2 separate regions of the Homo sapiens genome follow, and region 2 is linked to region 1. A link is a loop called in an ENCODE intact Hi-C map of the cell type or tissue named here. Cell type or tissue: HCT116. All regions are shown on one strand. Links, peaks and the distances in the headings refer to the core of each region. The heading gives the core; the rest is flanking DNA.

Region 1 (4,397 bases), core at 151-4,150:
TCACGCACCCATGCTTGTAATGCCTGTTTTTCCCATCAGTCCGAAGCCCTGGGAAGGCAAGGACAGAGCCTGCCTCGGTCACTGTCATACTCCCAGCATCTACTTTAGCACGTACCATCCGTGGAAAGAATTTCCTTCTTATGTGTTAATATCTCATGAGTCCTTCACGTGTTTACTGATCCCTTAACCAGGCTACCCGTTTCACTACAGGATCATGCTGTGTGTGACAATGTTTCTCCTTAAAGGATATATGCTCCACCTCTGTGTCTATCTTCTGTTCATAGGTCTACATCTGATCACTAAGAGCCCTTCAAACCTCCCCCGAGTATGTGCGTATTTGAATACAGGTGCAATGCTCTCTGTAAGTCATCTCTTCTTCAGCCTACAGTATAAAAAACAGCTGAGGGCCCTGGGAACATCTGGCCTGGGGTAGTACTTGACCATCCAGAGCCTTCTCCTGACAATTTTTCAGTCACTCAAAACACCTTCAAAGTGTAGCATCAAAAGCTCAGCACCACCAAGAGTGGTCTGACCAAGGCAGGTTAGAGAAAAATTGTTACATTCATGGCTTCAATCTTTTTTCTTTTGTTAATGTCACTTTCAGCTCATGTTGATTTACCAGATAGCTTTGTTTTGCTGATTATAAAGGCCTTGCAGCCAGCAGTCATCTGTGTGAAAAAGACTCCTGGGTCAGCACTCATTCACATCTCACCTCGACCTGACAACATGCACTTTGTTTTACTTATTAACATTTTAGGGAACAAGCACAGCATGTTTCATCTACTCTTGTTCTATTTTATTTTCCTTTTGAGAGAGAGTCTCACCCTGTTGCCCAGGCTAGAGTTCAGCGACAGGGTCTTGTCTCACTGCAGCCTCAACCTCCTGGGCCCGAGTGATCCTTTCTCCCCAGCTTTTGCCTCCCGAATAACTGGGACTACAGTCGTGTACCACCACACTCAGCTAATTTTTTAATTTTCGTAGAGACAAGGTCTCCCTATGTTGCCCAGGCTGGTCTCAAACTCCTGGCCTGAAGCGATCCACTTGCCTCGGCCTCCTAAAATGCTGGGATTACAAGCTGTGAGGCCTTAGCCTTGCTTTAGAATGTATATGGTAATTGGACTTTCTAGGTGCTATTGTGATTACAAAAGACTGTAATATGCGATGCTCCTGAGACTCTACACGAGGCCAGAATTCCATATTATATTTCACTTAACCAGAACTTGCTTTTGGTAGAAAAGCTTCTATTTAGCAGTTGGTAAAATTATTTAGTGCAATAGTGATCTGTTTGGAAAATTAAAAAAAAAGGCCAGGCACAGTGGCTCACGCCTGTAATTCCAACACTTTGGGAGGGCGAGGCAGGCGGATCACTTAAGCCCAGGAGTTTGAGACCAGCCTGGGCAACATGGTGAGGTTCTGTCTCTACAAAAAATAAAAATAAAAATAAATAAATTAGCGGGGCATGGTGGTGTGTGCCTGTGGTCCCAGCTACTTGGGGGTTGAGGGAGGAGGATCACTTGAACCCAGGAGGTCGAGACTGCAGTGAACCAAAATCGTGCCACTACCCTCCTGCTTGGGCAACAGAGCAAGACCCCATAAAAAAAAATAAATTACAAGTGACACTGAATTTAATTTTCGAATGAATTTTCTCTTGTTCCAGCGTTGCAGGGGGGAGTGAAGGCTTTAACAAGAAGGGATGATTTAGAATTAGACAAATTTGGGATTGCATCTCTTTTCTACCACCCTGTAAATCAATCACCTAGAGTATTAAGCGGGCGGGGTAAAGGATAAAGTTACTTTCTTATGTTAAACTACACATCTATGTGGATAGATATGATCTTTTAGTGTGCGCATCTGTGCTGAGTATACTGAAGCATGCATGCAACTCGTCCTAGTTCTTTGCTTTTTCCCCCTCGGTGGCTTAAGTCTAAAAGAGGTGCTAAAAAGATGGCAGCTCCTTCTGAACCTTGCTTGGAATTGGTGGCTCAGTGGCCTTGCCTCAGCTTGGGGGCGGTGTGTGTCTACGCAGAGCAGTCACACCTACGTGGACAGTAACAGGGCGCTCTTGGTTAGTAGGTGCACATGTGGGTCGGGGAGCAGAGACAGGAGGCTCCGCAAAGAAAGCCTCGGAGCCAGCCCGGCTCAGTGCCCAGCCGCGAAGCCGTAGCGCCCTCTGGTGTGCCCTGAACATATTGCATGGCGTCACAAGGCGGTTGGGACCGCTTGGAGCATCTCTGAGCCGACGCTGCCATCTCCTGGTGAGAGTCGCTTTCAGCAAATCTCCAGACTATTCAGCGTTCTAGGCTAGGAGCCACAAGGACTGGGCCACTTTCGCCCGAATTCCCAGGGTCCACTTTTGGAAGGCATGAAAACACACAGGAAAGACTAGTTGGCTGCCAGCAGAGCCCCTGATGACTTCAAAACATCCTCTGGGCCCGCCTTCCCCTACACAAATCTTTACCACTGCACTTTTGTATGTTTGGCGAGGGGGTGGTTGGGTTTTTTTGTTGTTGTTTTGCGATTTTGTTTTTTTGAGACAGGGTCTTGCTCTGTCACGCAGGCTTGAGTGCAGTGGCACAATCACAGCTCACTGCAGCCTGGACCTCCCTGGACTCAAGTGATCCTGATGCCTCAACCTCTTGAATAGCGGGAACCACAGGTGCACCCACCACGCCCAGCTAATTTTAAAAATATATTTTGCAGAGGTGGTGGGGGTGAGGGTCTCACTGTGTCGCCCAGGCTGGTCTAAAACTCCTGGCCTCAAAGGATTCTCCTGCATCAGCCTCCAAAACTGCTGGGATTACAGGCATGAGCCACGGTACCCACCCTGCTGCACTTTACAAACCACCCTGTGCTGCTTGTTTTCTTTCTGGTCTTTGAGGCCCCTACATGATTCTGAAGCAAATTATGTGAAGATGTTGTTGTCAGTGGTAGGAATTAAGCAACTTTACCAGAAAGTAATTTTTCCATGTTATTTATGCATGGAAACAAATATGTATTCTAAAGCAATATATACTGTTATATTTACTGTTTAACCTCATAGAAACCTTGCAAAATAGAAGCCACTTAAAGCCTCACACCCAAACCTCTATTGGAACCTTTTCACTTGGCTTTGTGTGTACTTATAGAACAAATTAAACACATAAATACTAAAAACAAAAAGCAGCTCATAATCCTCTCCTTTTGGCTTTAAAAAAATTATTTAAAGGCTTAACATGTATTAATTTAAAGGAAATGGCATGAAATGAAGAAAATGTCTCCTCATCCTGTCTTCCCAAGGGAAACCTGTGTAAATCATTCCTCAAACATCCTCCTAGGTTAAAATGAAGACACCTGCCATGTATATGTAGACAGTATTAATCTCAGTCCACACAGGTGTGAAAAAAGCTGCACTCTTTGTATAGTCCGTTCTCCCATTGTTACAAGGAACTATCTGAGACGGGGTAACTTATGAAAAAAAGAGGTTTCACTGACTCACAGTTCCGCAGGCTTAACTGGAAGCATGGCTGAGAGGCTTCAGGAAACTTAAAATCATGGCAGAAGGCGAAGGGGAAGCAAGCATCGTCTTACTGGGGCGTCTTACCAGGGCAGAGCAGGAGAGTGAGTAAGAAGGGGGAGGTGCCACACACGTTTAAAGGATTAGATCTCCTGAGAACTCAGTATCGTGAGAACAGCAAGGGGGACGCTGACGTGCAAGATCCAATCACCTCCCACCAGGCCCCTCCCCCAATTCGACATTGGAGATTTGGGTGGGAATACAAATCCAAACCATATCAGCTTTAATTTTTATAACTAACTTATTTTCGGGTGGCCCACATTTTGACAGGTGGGTGGTAATTATATGCTCCAACTGTTACCGGAGAGGGGTCCTGATCCAGACCCAAGAGAGGGTTCTTGAGTCTCCCGCGGGAAAGAATTAGAGGTGAATCCATAAAGCGAAAGCAAGTTTATCAGGAAAGTAAAGGAATAAAGAACGGCTACTCCATAGGCAGAGCAGCGGCTTGGGCCGCTCAGCTGCTCAGACTTAGTGTTACTTCTTGATTACATGCTAAACATGGGGTGGATTATTCATGAGTTTTTTGGGTAAGGTGTAGGCAATTCCCAGAACTGAGGTTTCCTCCCGTTTTTAGTCCATATAAGGTAACTCCCTGACATTGCCATAGCATTTGTAAACTGTGATGGCATTGGTAGGAGTGTGTTTTAGTATGGCAATGCATTGTAATTAATGTATAATGAGCAGTGAGGACGACCAGAGGTCACTTTCATTGTCATCTTGGTTTTGGTGGGTGTGGCCAGCTTCTTTACTGCAAGCTGTTTTATCAGGAAGGTGTTTGTGATGTTTGACCTCCTAATCTCATCCTGTGACTTAAAATGCCTAACCTCCTGGGAATACAACCCAG
Region 2 (4,397 bases), core at 300-4,299, 170 kb before region 1:
ATGTGTGTATATATATACACATACTTATGATAAAGTTTAACATAAATTAGGCACAGTAAGAGATTATCAATAATAATAAAATAGAACAAGTGTAACATATACTGTATTAAAAGTTATGTGACTATGGCCTTTCTCTCAATGTATCTTATAATTACTCATCTATTTTAAGACTGTGGTTGACTTTGAGTAACTGAAACCATGGAGAGTGAAATGTGGTTAAGGAGGAACTGTTGTATACAGCTAATTGATTTTCAGAAAGTGGCCACACTCCTCTAACCACCAACCAGATGAAAATATATCATGTCACCATCATTGCAAAAGCCTTCACTCATACCTTCTCTCAGTTCCAAATTGTCTCACTCCACAGACATAATTGCTACCATGACTTCTGTCACTGAAGGTTAGTTTTGCCTTTTTTTGAACTTTGTATACATGCAATCAATAGAGTGCTCTAATTCTCTAATTTGTCGAGTTTCTTTTGCTCAACAGTATGTTCATAATATCCATCCATATTGTTATATGTAGCTGTAGTTTATTCTCGTTTCTTCAAAGTATCTCACCTCATGAATAAACCACTATTTATCTATTTTTTTGTTGACAGACATTTGGGTTGTTTCTGGTTTGGGGATATTACAAATAATGCTGTTGTGACTATTCTTTTTGCAGGTCTTATGGTTCAAATGTACTCATTTCTGTTGGCTATATTTATCTAGAAATGGAATTTCTCGGTCATCTAGCATGTGCAAATTCAGCTTCGGTAGAAAATGTCAGTTTTCTGAAGTGGTTCTACCAATTTACATTCCCACAAACTCTCCACACAAGTTCCACATGTTCCTCATCTTTGCCAGTACTTGGTATTTTTGTGTTTTTAAAGTTTAATCTAGAGTATGCTTGGTATATCATATAGTAAATCTGTGTCTCTCTGATGACTAAAGAAGTTGAGCAAATTTTTCACATTTACTGGACATTTAGATATCCTCTTTTGTCAAATATCTCCCTAAGTTTTTTGCCATTTTTCTATTAGATTTTTCTGGGTATGGCATCTCTTTGGATAATAGTATTTTCTTGTACATCCTGGTATGCCTTTTTATCCTTTTAATGGCTTTTTAATAATGAATCACTTTTTAAATTTTAATTTCTCGCAATTTATCAGTCTCTGGCTTCCTGTATTAAAATGCTTTCTTACATCCAAGATCATGAAAATATTTTCCAATGTAAAATTCTATAAGTTATATTTATTTGCCTTTACATTTAGTTTATAATCTGCTTGGAATTGAGTTTTTGGATGATAGGAAATGCAGGTCTAGCTACCATTTTCTCCCAATTGGAAATTCACCTGATACAGCATTTTATCAGAAAGACACTACAGGCACACTACATTGCTAGCTGATACTTGTCATAGGTGATTGTGTATGTGTTGGTTTGTTTCTGAGTTCTGTATTTTATTTCACTTTTTAAAAAAGTCTTTATTCTAATACCACACCTTATTAATTATGGTAGCTTTGTAACATGTCTTACACGTATTTAGGAGTATAAGTCCCTCATCTTTGTACTTTTGGATTGTCGTGACTATATTGTGTTCTTTGCATTTTAGCGTTAGTTTGCCAATTTCTACCAAAATTCTGCTGGGGTATTTATTTGGACTGCATTGAATTTACAGGCTAATATTTATGTTATTGCTTTTCCGTCTATGAACATGGTACATCTAATTTGGTTAAGTCTTAAATTCTTTTCAGTGGTGTTTTGTAGTTTTCATTATAGAGATCTTGCTCATTCTTAGATTGTTATTCGTGCCTGTTTGATATTTTTATGCTATTTAAAATGGAATAATTGTATTTATTTTCTAATTTTCTGCTACAGATAGGTATAAATAAAGTTGATTTTTGTATATAGACTCTTATTAAGAACACTCTCACTTATCAATTGTAGAAGTTTACTTATAAATTCCTTTCTCTTCAATTTTTATTTAGATTCAGGAGGTATATATGTGCAGGTTTGTTACATGAGTGTTTTGCATGATGTTGAGGTCTGGGGTATGAATAATCCTGTCACCCAGGTAGTGAGCAGAGTACCCAATAGGTAGTTTTTCAGCCCTTTCTCTTCTCCCTTCCTCTCCCTTCTAGTAATCCCCAGTGTCTAATTTTCCTACTTTATATCCATATATACCCAATGTTTAGCTCCCCCTTGTGAGAACATGCAGTATTTGGCTTTCTGTTTCTTTGTTAATTTGCTTAGGATAATGGTGTCCAGTTGCATTCATGTTGCTGCAAAAAAAATGATATTCTTTTTTATGGCTGTGTGTGTATGTACAAAATTTTATTTGTCCAGTTCACTATTGATGGGCTTTTAGGTTGATTCTGCGTCTTTGCTATTGTGTATAGTGCCGTGATGAACATATGAGTGCGTGTGTCTTTTTGGTAGAATGATTTATTTTCCTTTGGGTATATACCTGGTAATGTTATAAATTCTTTTCAGTTTTCTTAATATACAATCATGTTTCCTATGAATAATGACAGTCCTCCCCTTCCCCCAATCTTCATGGATTTATTTGTTTATTTATTTATTGTTTATTGTAGTGTCAAGGACCTCAAGTGTGGTGATAATTACAAGTGATAAAAGCAAGCATCTTTGTTTCAATCGTGATCTTGGAGGGCAAGATTTTATTTCACTATTATACATGATGTTAACTGTGGGTTTCTTTTGAGATACCCTCTATCAGATTGATGATAACACCTTTTATTTGTAATTCTCTAATAATTTATACCTATACATTATATTTTCAGCATCTATTTTGACCATATGATTTTTCTCTTTTTTTCCTCAGTAAATGGATTGGTTTTCCAAATGTTAAGCCAGCTTTGGCTTTCTGGTATAAAACTTACTTGGTTATGATGTAGTGTCACTTTTAGTCATTGCTAGATTTCATTTGTAAATTTTTAAGATTTCACATCTGTATGTTTGTGAGAAAATTTGGTCTGTAATTTTACTGTTGTACCCTTGTCAGGTTTGGGTATCAAAGTTAGACTACCTTCATAAAGTGAATTGAAAAATGTGGATTTTTTTTCTACTGCTTGCTTTGGGTTTAATATTTCTTTCATTTTCTTACATAGATTATTAGATCGTCACTTTCTCATCTTCCAACCCTGATATATTTGGAAGTAGGATCTGTGAGAGTGTAGTGAAGGTTAAATGAGGTCATAAAGAAGGGGCTCTAATCTGATAGGACCAGTGTGTCTTTATAAGAAGAGGGAGAGATACCAGAGATCTCCTTCTCTACCATGTGAGGAAACAGTGAAAAGGTGACCATCTGTAACCTAGGAAGTCAGCCCTCATCAGGAACCATAGTGGCCAGAGCTTCGATATTAGACTTTTTAGCCTCCAGAACTGTAAGAAAATAACTTTCTGTTGTATAAGCCACATGGTGTATGGTATTTTGTTAGGAAAGTCCTGGCAGACAATACAAGAGGTTAATCACTCAAGATCTCCCATCTATTAAAGCAGAGGAATAACTTTTGTAGGCTTAATACTGCTTTCTCACTTAGGAAAAGTTGAAATTAAGAACACACAGGAAGGGATCATTTCCTAAGGTTTATGTCCTCAACATCAAATTGAGTTGAAACTTGACTACAGGCCATCTGCTCATTCAAAGCATTACAATAAATCTGTCCTATTGATGATCAAAATGAGAGCTGAATTGGATGCAGGATTGGACATTGCAAGCTGTTCTCCCAAGTGGGATGGAAAGGTGCTCGAGGTATTGAAAAGGATTCTGCTGTTTCAGTTTGATTTTCATTCAGGATTGAAAAATTTTGAATGCAGTTGACCATGAGCTCCCTGTCTGGACATGAATTTGGATCCACTTAGCTGTCAACATGTGTCTGAGGAGTCCACATTTTCTCTCCCAGTCCCAGCCCAGGGGTGGCCAAGTGCTGCTTCAAGACAAATGCTCCCTTTGTCTGGATTTTAATGTCACCTTTAGTCAGAGCTGATCTGCCCAAAATCACTCTGAATTTTTTCCTCACCAGTGGCTAAGGTAATTAACAGCAGTGCTAAAAACATTCCCCCGCTCTGGGGGCTCTGGCCTTGTTAATTAAGACACTGTTCAAACATCCTTTTCAGCAAAAATTCTTCTGTGATACTCCCAGACTGTGTTAAGGATTCATGCTTTGAGCTCTTGGGGCTTATCTTTGTCATCATGCTGCACTGCAGTTACCAGTTTACTTGGCCATCTTCCTAGTAGATAAGGAACTTCTTGAGGATAGAGAGTGATTATTCTCATCTTTGCAGCTTCAGAGCCTAGCATAGAATCAGTCACCTTAGACGCAAAGGATCACAGAGTGCACTCTGTGAGAAATACATTAGAAAACAAGATGGACAGAATGACGTGGTTTGGGTTT

What was found. Peaks named below come from ENCODE experiments on the same cell type or tissue, not always from the same donor. Only the 100,000 strongest peaks of a DNase experiment are listed, where the experiment ranks them.
Region 2: it touches region 1 in a loop (2.5-fold over the local background); 7 of 110 quality-filtered maps call a loop at or near these places.

Annotation. Positions count from the first base shown.
Region 1 is chr16:77,234,028-77,238,424 of GRCh38, reverse strand. No RefSeq gene overlaps it. Among named protein-coding and RNA genes, the nearest start is that of SYCE1L, 37 kb to the right of the region's middle. In HCT116, for the core only: CTCF peaks have their summits at 2,010 and 2,215 (motif pointing left); a DNase peak (open chromatin) is centred at 2,202; H3K4me3 peaks cover 357 bases.
Region 2 is chr16:77,404,661-77,409,057 of GRCh38, reverse strand. All of the region lies in intron 3 of ADAMTS18 (ADAM metallopeptidase with thrombospondin type 1 motif 18), which reads left to right. Among named protein-coding and RNA genes, the nearest start is that of ADAMTS18, 28 kb to the left of the region's middle. In HCT116, for the core only: a CTCF peak has its summit at 2,202 (motif pointing left); a DNase peak (open chromatin) is centred at 2,217; H3K27me3 peaks cover 484 bases.